Regions from separate parts of the Homo sapiens genome. Here all the other regions are linked to region 1. A link is a contact called in ENCODE Hi-C or POLR2A ChIA-PET data. All regions are on one chromosome and are shown on one strand. The core of a region is the stretch at or near the end of the contact, and the rest is flanking DNA. Distances in the headings are between cores, read along the strand shown.

Region 1 (3,735 bases), core at 844-3,343:
CCCAGGCTGGTCTTGAACTCCTGAGCTCAAGCCACCTGCCCACCTCAGCCTCCAAAAGTGCTGGGATTACAGGCGAAGCCACCGTGTGGGGCTTCAGTGTGTGTTTTCTTAAAATAGGGATATTTTCTTACATAATCGCAGTGTAGTTATTAATGTCAGCAAGTTTTTTATTGATAAACATTTTTCTCTAATCTGCTACATATATATATATATATATACACATTTTTGTAAAATTAACTCAGTAATGTGCTTTAGAGCCTTAAAAAACAAAAACAAAAAACTACAAAACAGTGTCCAGTCTAGAGTCAGGTGGTATTGTATTTAGCTGCAATGTCTCTTCTGTCACCTTTTTTTTTTTTTTTTTTTGAGATGGAGTCTTGGTCTGTCTCCCAGGCTGGAGTGCAATGGCGCAATCTTGGCTCACTGTAACCTCCGCCTCCCAGGTCCAAGTGATTCTCCTGCCTCAGCCTCCCGAGTAGCTGGGATTACAGGTGCACGCCACCATGCCCAGCTAATTTTTGTATTTTTAGTAGAGACGGGGTTTCGCCATGTTGGGTCTGGAACTCCTGACCTCAGGTGATTCATCTGCCTCGGCCTTCCAAAGTGCTGGGATTACAGGTGTGAGCCACTGCATCCAGCCCAGTCACCTTGAATCTAGAATATCTCCATAGCTTTTCTTCTTATTTTATGACATTGATACTTTTGAAGAATACAGCACTTCCCTGCTCCTTTTAATAGTGGATTCCTCATTTTGGGTTTATCTGATGTTTCCCCATGATTAGCTTCATGCTGTGCATGTTTGGCCAGAATACTCCATAGATGATGTGTCTTTCTCAGCATATCACATCTGCAGGCATTCGATTTTCACCTGTCTCCACTGGTGATTTTTTTTTTTTTTTTTTTTTTTTTTTTTTTAGATAACGTGACTCTGTCAGCCAGGCTGGAGTGCAGTGGCACCTTCTCGGCTCACTGCGGCCTCTAACTCGCTGGGCACAGGTGATTCTCCCACCTCAGCCTCCTGAGTAGCTGGGACTGAAGGTGTGTGCCACCATGCCTGGCTAATTTGTGTCTGTGTGTGTGTGTGTGTGTGTGTGTGTGTGTGTATGCATTTTTGGTAGAGACGGGTTTTTGCTTTGTTGTGCAGGCTGCTCTTGAACTCCTGGGCTCAAGTGATCCGACTGCCTCAGCCGCCTGAAGTGCTGGGACTACAGGCGTGAGACACCGTGTCCGATCTCCACTGGTGATTTTAATTTTGGTCACCGATAGAAGCTCTTGTCTGATATTATTTGGGCCTACAAAAATGGCAATTTCATAATTTGACCTAACATAAAACCTTTTTACTGAGGTTTTAGATATCTAACCTGTACTCTCTGACGCTCGGTTTCCCTATCTGTTGAGTTTGGAGATTGTTTCTGCCCCACGAGTATTACTGGAGGGGTTAAATAAGATGATGTATGTAAAATCTGCCACATAAAAAGCATTCTATAAATATTAGCTATTATTATTGCAGCCAGGTCGTGTTCAAGGGCATTGGTTTTGATCTTCCTCTCAGTCTCTCCCAATTCCAAGCAAAATCTCAACAGAGACCAGTGATGGCATGGGGATGGGGTGAGGGAGCCTCACTTCTGCCATCTCAGTTTCCTCATCTGGAAAATGGGAAACGCCTCCCACACCACGGGGTTGCAATGAGGTTTCATGAAATGTGTGTAAAAGTAACTGGACATAGAACAAGTTCTTAAAAAATCATGTGGGTGACTAGTAATCTCTTGTATTAGGAAAACAGGAATATCTGTCAGAACTAAAACCACGTTCTAACGTGATGTTTCATTTTGAGGCGGTAGCACGGTGTGAGTAAACATCGTCAGAGTCTAGGGCTCTGGAATTTCTTTAGCGCTGTGTGATTGTGGGCAGATGCCTTACCCTCTCGGAGTGTGGAGTGTATGGTTTGTAACAGGGAGATAAAACGGGTGAGAGCCCCCTAGGACTCCTGTGTTAATAAAGGGTGCTAACGGTGCCCCCCGAGTGAGCGGCGCGGGCCCGCGCGCACCCGCACGCCTCGGGCGCCAGGCGCCGCCGTGTGGGCGGAGCCGGGCAGCCTCCCCTGTCGGCGCCAGCCACGGCTCCCGGCCCCAAGCTCCGCCCCCGGCGCGCATCTCCCAGCAGCGGCCCGGCACCTGGCAGACGCGCGGCGGCGGCGGCGAGCGGTGGCGCTCGGCTCGGGCGACCGCGGCGGGGGAGGGCGCGGCGCACCGATGGGCGCCACTGAGAAGGGAGGCCAGAAGAGCCGGAAGCTGTTTTCCTTGCGGCGGCCGTGGAAGGCGACCCGGCGGCTGTGGAGGCCACGCTCAGCTCGCCAGGCGGCGCAGGGTGAGTGTGGGCGCGGCCGGTCGGGACCTGTTACCCTGAGGCAGGGGCGCAGCGGCGGCGGGGCCGTCCCCGGCGGTCTCTCGGGTCGCGTTCCCGGCCCTGGGAGCCTGGATGCCTAGGCGACGCCCGAACCCGACCCTCGGTCGCGGGTACCGGGACCGCTGGGGAAGCGCAGGGGCTGATGTCGGCACAGTCTCCTTTCCTCTAGCCCCTGCTCGTTGCTTTGGCTCTGGACACAGGGAAGCCACGGTGGCGCGGCGACACAGCCTCACTGAGGTTAGCTTGTCCCCGGCCCCCAGCACCTGGCCTGGCGCCTGCAATGCAGTGCCTACTGGGGGAATGAATCAGAACCCGAGGCTCCCTTCAAGGTCCTCCCGCCCTGTACCCACCTCCTCTCTACCTGCCTGCGGTGATTTCGAAGCTCTCGCCACGATAAACTATTTCCAAGCACACTCAGTCCTGTCCTCGCCAGGGCCTCAACTCACAGCCAATCACTGACTCACTCCATTCATTCATTCCACAATTTTTATCGAGCCCCTCCATCTGCCTTGGCCGGAGAACACGATGGGCAAAGCCCGGATCTTGGAACTACTTCTAGAGAGGAAGACAGACATTACACACGCAAAACAGAGAAAGCCCGGTACACATTGCTATGTGCGCTTAGAGGGAATCAGTCTGCTGACAGAGGAAAAAAGGCAGGTCCCCGAGCTTCCATGGCAGGCGGACTGGGAAGGCCTCTCCGAGGCATTGCAAGTCAGCGGAGACCCGAGGACTGACTAGGAGTTACTCTAGCGTGAAGCCGAGTAATAGAGAATAGCAAGTGGAAAGGTTCCCAGAGTGCCTGAATTGAGCAAGGGGAAAGAGAGGGATGCAGGGCCTGGATCGAGGTCTGGGCAGAACATGAAGAGGAGTTCGGATTTTATTCTACGTGAGCTGGGAAAACACTGAAGTGTGCTAAGCAGGGAAGTGACCTGATCTGGGGGCTCCCGGCTTTTCTCTGTCTGCAGTGTCCATGCTCGCATCTCAGCCTGCCGGATTCCTACCCTCCTGCCAAGACTAGCACAAATGCAGTCTCCTCGCTGAAATCTCTGTGGTTCCTGCCACCTGTAACCCCTCCTTTAGCATTTCGTCACCTGTAGAGCGTTTGTCACTGTTCATCTGGTATTAAAGATTCCACATTCTCATCCATTTCATCTTTGCATCCCCCACGAGGCTAAGTGCAGGGCTTGGTACTGTGTAGATACTGCTTATGAATGTGTCTTGTCTTGTCCTTTTTGTCTGTTTCCATCATCTGAGGATCCTTCCTCTGGGGGGTTGACATGCCTTATTTCTAAAATGGCCGACCGGATGCAGGGCAGAGCCAGATTG
Region 2 (3,735 bases), core at 359-2,858, 1.2 Mb after region 1:
CTCTTCTTTTTCAAAGTTGTTTTGGCTATTCCAAGTCATTTGCACTTCCATTTGAATTCTATAATCAAATTATTAATTTTCACAAAGCCCTGCTCTGGAAGTCCATCAGGCTCCTCTTGTGTTCCTCCTCCCTGGTCACACCTGGACTTCCTCAAGGCAATAAGCTCTGGCAATGGCTTCAACTTGCTTGCTTCAGGTGTCACTGTCCCTCATTGCCTGATGTCTAGAAACTTCAAAAACTCTTTCACGTATTTTTTTTTCTTTTGTTGTTATTGTTGTTGTTTCAGGCAGGAGGATAAATTCAATCCCTGCTACTCCACCTTCCCTGAAAGTAGACTCGTGTTCACATTTTTCGAAGTATCCTTATATTTTAGATTAACATATTGAGTGATGTACAGATAAAATGACAAGACATCTGGAATTTGCTTTAACATACTACTGACATCTGAAAGTGTGGGGGGCCTAGATGAAACACAATTGGCTCCAAGTTGATAACTCTTCATACTGGGTGATGGGTAAAATGGAGATGAAAGAAAGAGAGAGAGAGAGAAAGAAAGGAAAGGAAGAAAGAAGGAAGGAAGGAAGGAAAGAAGGAAGGAAGGAAGGAAAGAAGGAAGGAAGGAAGGAAAGAAAGTTGGTGTGAGCTTAAAATTTTCCATAAAACAGTTTTCAACATAAAGATCTTGATACTACTGCCTAGCTCAAGGGATTGTTGTGAGGATTAAATGTGGAATTGTATGTAAATTGCCTAGAACTATGCTTAGAACTTAACGAAGAGTAGCTATTAATACTACATAATTGTATAAAACCAACTACCAAATATATATTAAAGAAGTCTGATAAAAATTTCTCCTGAAAAGAGATAACCCTTTAGCTAAGAATGAATGCAGGTCTCTGCTCACCCCCACCACCTTCCTATTCCCTCCCGTGGTGCTGTCTTTCTAATGTCACCCTGAGCTCTGGCTGCCTGGCCCAAATAAGTCAACACGTCAGCATCAGGAAAGAGGTATTTGGAGAAGGATTAGAGAGACAATTTTAAGCTCATACAAACTTTTCTTCTTTCTCTCTTTATTTCTCCCTCCCTCCCACCCTTCTCCCTTCCCTCCCCTCTCCTCCCCTTCCCTCCCCTCCCCTCCCCTCCCCTCCCCTCCCCTCCCCTCCCCTCCCCTCCCTTTCCTTTCCTTTCCTTTCCTTTCCTTTCCTTTCCTTTCCTTTCCTTTCCTTTCCTTTCCTTTCCTTTCTTTTCCTTTCCTTTTTTTTTCTGTGCATTAGTTCCTTCAGGGAGTCTCCCAAACCCACCAACACTAAATTTGGTACCTTTTCTCTGAATTTTCCTGGCACTCTGTCCCTCCTACTGTCAAAGCACTTAAATAGGGCCTGGTAGCTCTCTAGTTTGGAACCTCTCTCCCAATTCCTAAGATTTCCTTACATTTGTTTCCATATCCTTAGAGCCCAGCACATAGTAGACACTCAAAGCATGCTCGTGGAGCTGTTTAACTTCATGGTCCCACCTGTCCATCTTTGCGACCCTCTTCTCTATGTGCTTTGTTTCTTCCTCTGTGGGCTTTGTTCCTGCCTCTGTGGGCTTTGTTCCTGCCTCTGTGCACAGCCTGCTGGGGTGACGCTTTCCTGTTTGAGAGTCTTGACATTCAGTTTCTGTTTATGTACTTACTCAGGCTCATTATAAGAACTGGCTCTTTTCTTTTTCAATTAATTGCACTGCCATGAAAACTCTGTCTCTCCAACCCTTCTCCAAATACCTCTTGTTGCTGTGTTGAGTTATTTGAGCCAGGCAGCAAGAGCTCAGCAAGACAGTAGAAAGACAGAACCAGGAGAGAGAAGAGGAGGGTGCTGGAGATGAACAGAGACTGCAGGGGTCTCCTTTCAGGCTGGTCCAGAGCCCCACATCTCTTAGTATGCACTCAAGTAGACCAGGGTGAAAAATTCAATCATGAAAACGAAAGAACTTAGAACCACAAATGTGAGGGCTAGGAGGGGCATCAACATAACTGAACCTTTCATACTTGCTCCAATCACCAAACACACATGTGCACACACATGTGCAAATGCACGCACACACATGCACACACCTTGTCAGCTGGACTTGTCTCTGAAGTTTCCTTAGGTCATTGTGGAACAAGAGAACAATTTGAAAATCACCGGCCAAGTTGGATATTTTTAATTTGAGGAAAGGCACAGAGATGTTGAGTCTGGTATCCAAATCTCACAATTTCTGGTTTCTTTTCTTTCCATTAATTAATCTACACTGCCACCTCTGACCAAAACAACAACAACCATGCTCCATAGATGTATCTGCATTCTGGATGTCACAGCCATAGAAATCTTCCCAGTGTGAATCAAATATTAGTAGACGTGTTGCTGGAAAAATCACAGCTTTCAAGAATGAATCTGAAAGATTTCAAGCTTTTCTCAGAAAGAAAAGGCCGCGTGATATCCAGATTGAGATTATTTGAAAAGCTGAGACTGGGGAGATGAATCTTCTGCTTGGAAGGCCAGAAAACAACGAAGGCCATTTTGTGTGCCTGAGAGAGAGAGAAAGTGGTTTTACACCACCATCTAGTGGTAGAAAGCAATACTGTCGCTAAAGCTCAAAAAGGGTTCATGATTTTTTTAATTCAACCGACAAGGATTTATTCTAAAGTCTCTGATTTGTCAGAGCTTATACTAGACACTGGGGATATAGCAAATGTTAATTACAAAAATCCATATACCAATTTCAGAAATCTCTCTCCCCCTGTTATTCTTACAAGCATCTCTAGTCTGCGGTCTTCACTACCAGGTCCCTCTCACTCCTGAATCTGTAATCCAAAGTGACCCTCAGACAGCTCAGATACCAGAACATAGAGACCTCTTAAACGCCAAGCTCCTGATGTGGACATTTCTGGGGAAGGGGAGGCTTTCACAAGTTCTCCTTGAATGATAACCATTCAGTTGCTATCAGTCTGAGAATGCAAATATATGTGCTTTCTTGAGTCTTGGAGAATGAGACATCAAGATTCAGGTCATTCTCATGGAATTTTGGAGAAAGATTCTTATGATGGAATAGGACATTATATGATGTCTTGAAAAGGACAGCCTATGATGTTCAGGGCTCAAAAAGTATCTGACCTATAATCCAATGACCTATAATCCAATGATGAATTACACACACACACAATAAACATAATTTTAATGCATTGTTACACTTATTAAAAAGTGAGGGAAAACTTCTGAGGCTCTAAGAGTTAAGTAAATAATAACAGAAGCAATGAACTACAACCTGAGCAGGCAGCCGTAGCAGTAAGCAAGTGAGCAGAGGAGGGAGTTATATGGTGGGATTGTCTGGAAATAAATACTTACATTGCTGCAATCAGCACCTCCAATATAGGTTATTGGATTCTTACAGATTGTATTCCATAAAATATAGCTCATAACGAAAACAGAAAAACCAAAACCAAAGAACACACAAGGAGCACATGAGAGACAGCAGAAATAATACATGAAAGATTAGACTTTCAAAGACCAGATATTGGAGTGATCCGAAAAAGAATGTGAAATGCAAACCAAAAATAAAATTCTAAGTCCCCCCAACCAACTCAATGGACCCCTCCTGTCAGCCAAGGGGATTCCAAAGAAACATAAAATACTAGTTCCAGCCATGATGCGAAGGGCAGGGGAATTGGACATGCCTCATTACACCCTCCTCTCTTTGGAATTCAGGCACAACTGTCCAGC
Region 3 (3,735 bases), core at 350-2,849, 1.1 Mb after region 1:
TAACTAGGTGCCCCGAATTTTTATTTGCTAAATCTGGCAACCTTATATATGTGGAAACATAATATAGTTTATAAATATTATATATATAGTTTAAAATGCATAGTGAATGTATCAGTCTTTAGGTATAAATAGTTACAGTATCTTTTGTCCATTTGATTACATCACTGCAGCAACTTTCAGAGTTGAGAGAATGTTGGATCATGAGAAATTGCTATAAACATTCTTATGGGAATCACTTTGGGTCTAGGAAACGTCAATTTTTTAGTGTTCCAATAATGTGTGTTATATCATCTCTTGAGAAGTTTTCAGAAATTCTGAGAAAAATGGACAGCAGAAAAGGGTTAGATAGATAGGAAGAAATATGTAATAATTTGGGGAGCTGTTCAAGCCCTAATCTCATTTAGGAGATTAGTTATAGAGCAGCTATATTCAAATTTGTTTGATCTTTTGATATTTTTCAATTCTGTATGAAGGCATTAATGGTTTTTCCCTGCTTTGCCTTTTAATATGTCACTTGAGCAGAGACTTGTCCTCTAACTAGCAAGTAGAATTGATTCTATTGTTGCTTCATCATAATTTTTGATGCAGAATAATGGTAGATATATTCATGCTTGTTTTTCGTTGTATACTTACCTATTGATTACTACGTTGCTGAGCAGTTAAGACAAGAAGCACTCAATTCTAACATGTTTAGAAGAGTTTCTTTCTGATTTGGCACATGGACAGTGAGAATGATCTCACTGTGTTTGTTCCCTGGCACACCAAAGGTTTGCTGCAGATGTTAGTACAGCAGAACTTGTTTGCTAAGATGACCCATTATGGAACACTAGCTGATTAAGCAGACGTTAATGGACAATTGCATGTCCATTATTACTTCTTTGACCATGTTACCAACTCAATTCAATTGCACTTGCTTTTCAAATAAGACAAACCTGTCAATAAAGAAACTGGACATCAAGTTTCAAATGATTGGTAGAGTTTATAGGGAAACACAAAAAGGAGGGAAGAGATGAGATGCACATTGTCAAATAATCTGAAATGTTAAGAATTGTGGAAATTGTTAGTTTCATAAGGAGTTTTAGACAAGCACACTATATCCCTCATTCTGTTTATTTCTTTTTCATTTAAAACTTAGATTTGCTTTACTTCTTTGGGTCTTCATTTCTTCCCATGCAAAATTCCTGAAAGTCAAAAGGAAGATTAGAAGCTAGCCATTTTACCACTAAAGAAACTGAGCCCCAAGAAGTTAATTCAGCTTACCCAAGATTACATATTTGCTTAGGGCCAGAGCTAAGACAGGGACAGACTCTGTTTACTTCATTTCTCACTAAACTGTACCACTGCAGTTTCGACTTCTTTCTACCACTGAAGGCACAGAATGCACTGAAGGCATTCTGTGCCTTCAGGAGGAATTTTCAGCCCCTTCACTTTCCTGATGCCCGGGAATTCTTTTTAAGTTATGACTAACAAAGTATAAAACATGAGTCAAAAGTTAGTCCCTAATAAAGTCATTGTGACTTTAATGACTTCGGCAGTTGTTTCATTCTGCAAAAACAGGAAGATCCCACACAATAAGGCGCCTGTCTCACAGCTGGGCTCCTGCGTAGACGGCCACCCACAAGAGTAACTAACTGCTGGGGCTGCCTTCCTCTCTTTGACACCTTTTTATTCTCTGTTCTTACAGTTTTCTCCTACTGACCTCATCCTGAGGTTATCCATGAGAGGAAGGTACCTGCTTTAGCTAGTCTTTGATAGGGTGAAGAATAGTTTTAATCACTTAGGAGTCACTCCTAAGTGATTTTCAGGTCACCCTCAACAGGCCTAAATTAGTCTTAGAAGAAGCTCTTTCATGGGCTTTATACTAGCTTCCTGTGTTATCACTATTCTGGACTGTTTTATTCTCAAAAACATAAAATCCCCAAATTTTAGATTTGAGAAGAGCCTGCGATCATTCCAGTTCACTCCTCCTATGTGATTAGTTTAACTAAGAACTCATTACCAAGATAGTGCCTATCTTGCCTGCGGATCTTTGCATAAAGCTCAAACTAATTCTCCCATGAGAAATATAGAAAAGTGAAGAAGTGTCCTATCACTTCAGAAGAAACTGGCTCAGAAGAAATAATCTCTGTATGCAGTGTTAAAACTAAAGAAAAATTGAAGCCATCAAACAAAATGTTCCTATCAAGTGTAATTGAATTTTAGCTTTTATTACCTATTCTCTACTTTTAAAATAACTTTTCACTATTAAAGGAACTTATTCCAAAAATCAGACAATTTTATAGAAAAGGTATATTCTAGGCCAATAATATTAAATCACATATCTAGAAAATATACCTTCTTCCCTTTTCAAAAAATAGAAGCAATTTCTAGCAGTGTATGTGAATCTAATGTTGGGCATAAGCTTAAGAAGGCATCGGAGGAATTTTTTATTAGAGTTTATTCACAAATTTTGCTTGTCTGTGTTGAAAAGGGGCATTGGCCATTTCCTCTGGGGACATTATTTCTAGGTAGGCTGTAACAGGGTTTTCCTGTGAAGGCAGATTCTTAGGGAAAATAGTATCTGTGTACATGAGATGGTAGAGACACATTTATCTTTAAAATAATGTGTTCCTGTTTGTGGATTTCTCTACTGAATTTAATAAAGTAAATAATGCCCATTTCCTTCCAATCCAGTAACTCCTTGGGACACAGTTTTACCCAGGAGCTATTTTACCTTCGAGTCTGGATGAAACGTGTAACTTAATAAATAGATTCCAAAAGTCTTACACTATGAAACTCTGAGGGATGATAAATGCTTCCCTTCCTTTGTTATGGTCTGAAGCATTTTCAATTTGAGTTGTTTTCCTCAGTCATGTAGAGGGAGTTTTGTTTTCTGGGAAGTCTTGGTTGCTGGTAAATAATGTGTCCAAACTGTAGGAGGCAGCCACAGAATTTATCATACAAGTATGAAATGTTAGGGTTGATCATTCTCATTTTACACATGAGAGGTGATGTAACTACACAGGAGAGTGAGAGCTGAGAATGAAAAGTCAAGATTTGTCTACTACATTGTGGCTGCCTCTGGCTCAACAGAAACACTCCCATGTGGGAGTCAGATGCTGAAAGCCCAACTAAGCCTAGCTCCTCAACTGTCTCCTCAGGCTTAACTTCAAACATAATTCATATCTATTCTATTTCTTAATGTGTCTCATCACACAGTTAAACACTAGTCATACTAACTGGACTCTACATATACTAGAATGTAAAAGATACCCTTCCACCCCCCGCCGTCTGCTCCTTGAAGGCCATGTCTGCCTTTCTTAGTTTGTACAGAGCCCAACATAAATGGGCCCTTCATAAGTGCTTTTTGATGAGAGCAATGATTGCTTTCACATCAGTGTGGTTGGGCCCTCCCTTATGGAGGAGGAAAACCAACAGTTGTTGCTAAGCAACATTTAAAGGACTAGGTTAGTTTCTGACACTAAGTGACCTCCATTTGCATACTTCGCCATGTTGTGTGTTTTATGGTTGCCTTAAGATGACTATGTTTTTTGGTAGCATTGCTGTGCCCTTAGCAAAAGGCTCATAGGAGAATTAGTTTAAGCCTGGGAAGGAGGAAGGTGATATTCATCTGTTAATGACTTGCATGAGTACACTGATCCCTTCAGTAAACTATGCGGGAAAGGTGAGGAGTTTGGTTTATTTTCAGCCCTGCAGCTGAGAGCCACCTCCCTGATTCCATATTGAAAGTGATTG

What was found. Hi-C counts contacts between places; a loop is a spot of excess contacts on that map. ChIA-PET counts read pairs that join two places held with the same protein, here RNA polymerase II (POLR2A). Pooled maps may share reads with other maps.
Region 2: a loop to region 1 is called in a map of right cardiac atrium, with 6 times the contacts of the local background. The contact joins two enhancer-like sites. A Hi-C loop is called at or near these places in 3 of 168 maps with a recorded cell type or tissue (CD4-positive, alpha-beta memory T cell, naive thymus-derived CD4-positive, alpha-beta T cell and right cardiac atrium) and 9 of 50 pooled maps. POLR2A ChIA-PET finds 5 or more read pairs at or near these places in 1 of 52 experiments (AG04449).
Region 3: a loop to region 1 is called in a pooled map, with 2.0 times the contacts of the local background. The contact joins two enhancer-like sites. A Hi-C loop is called at or near these places in 1 of 168 maps with a recorded cell type or tissue (naive thymus-derived CD4-positive, alpha-beta T cell) and 1 of 50 pooled maps. POLR2A ChIA-PET finds 5 or more read pairs at or near these places in 1 of 52 experiments (BJ).

The regions. Positions count from the first base shown.
Region 1 is chr1:65,252,283-65,256,017 of GRCh38, forward strand. No RefSeq gene overlaps it. Among named protein-coding and RNA genes, the nearest start is that of DNAJC6-AS1, 55 kb to the right of the region's middle. RefSeq lists silencers at 1,808-2,307, 2,398-2,467. Within about 2 kb of position 2,094, at least 14 of the 41 ENCODE cell types and tissues checked have a DNase peak (open chromatin) inside an H3K27ac peak, as active enhancers do.
Region 2 is chr1:66,444,028-66,447,762 of GRCh38, forward strand. No RefSeq gene overlaps it. Among named protein-coding and RNA genes, the nearest start is that of SGIP1, 88 kb to the right of the region's middle. RefSeq lists enhancers at 2,554-2,603, 2,614-2,663. Within about 2 kb of position 1,609, at least 14 of the 41 ENCODE cell types and tissues checked have a DNase peak (open chromatin) inside an H3K27ac peak, as active enhancers do.
Region 3 is chr1:66,348,717-66,352,451 of GRCh38, forward strand. The region is part of intron 8 of PDE4B (phosphodiesterase 4B); the gene reads left to right. Among named protein-coding and RNA genes, the nearest start is that of SGIP1, 180 kb to the right of the region's middle. RefSeq lists enhancers at 1,513-1,562, 3,155-3,244, 3,255-3,304. Within about 2 kb of position 1,600, at least 24 of the 41 ENCODE cell types and tissues checked have a DNase peak (open chromatin) inside an H3K27ac peak, as active enhancers do.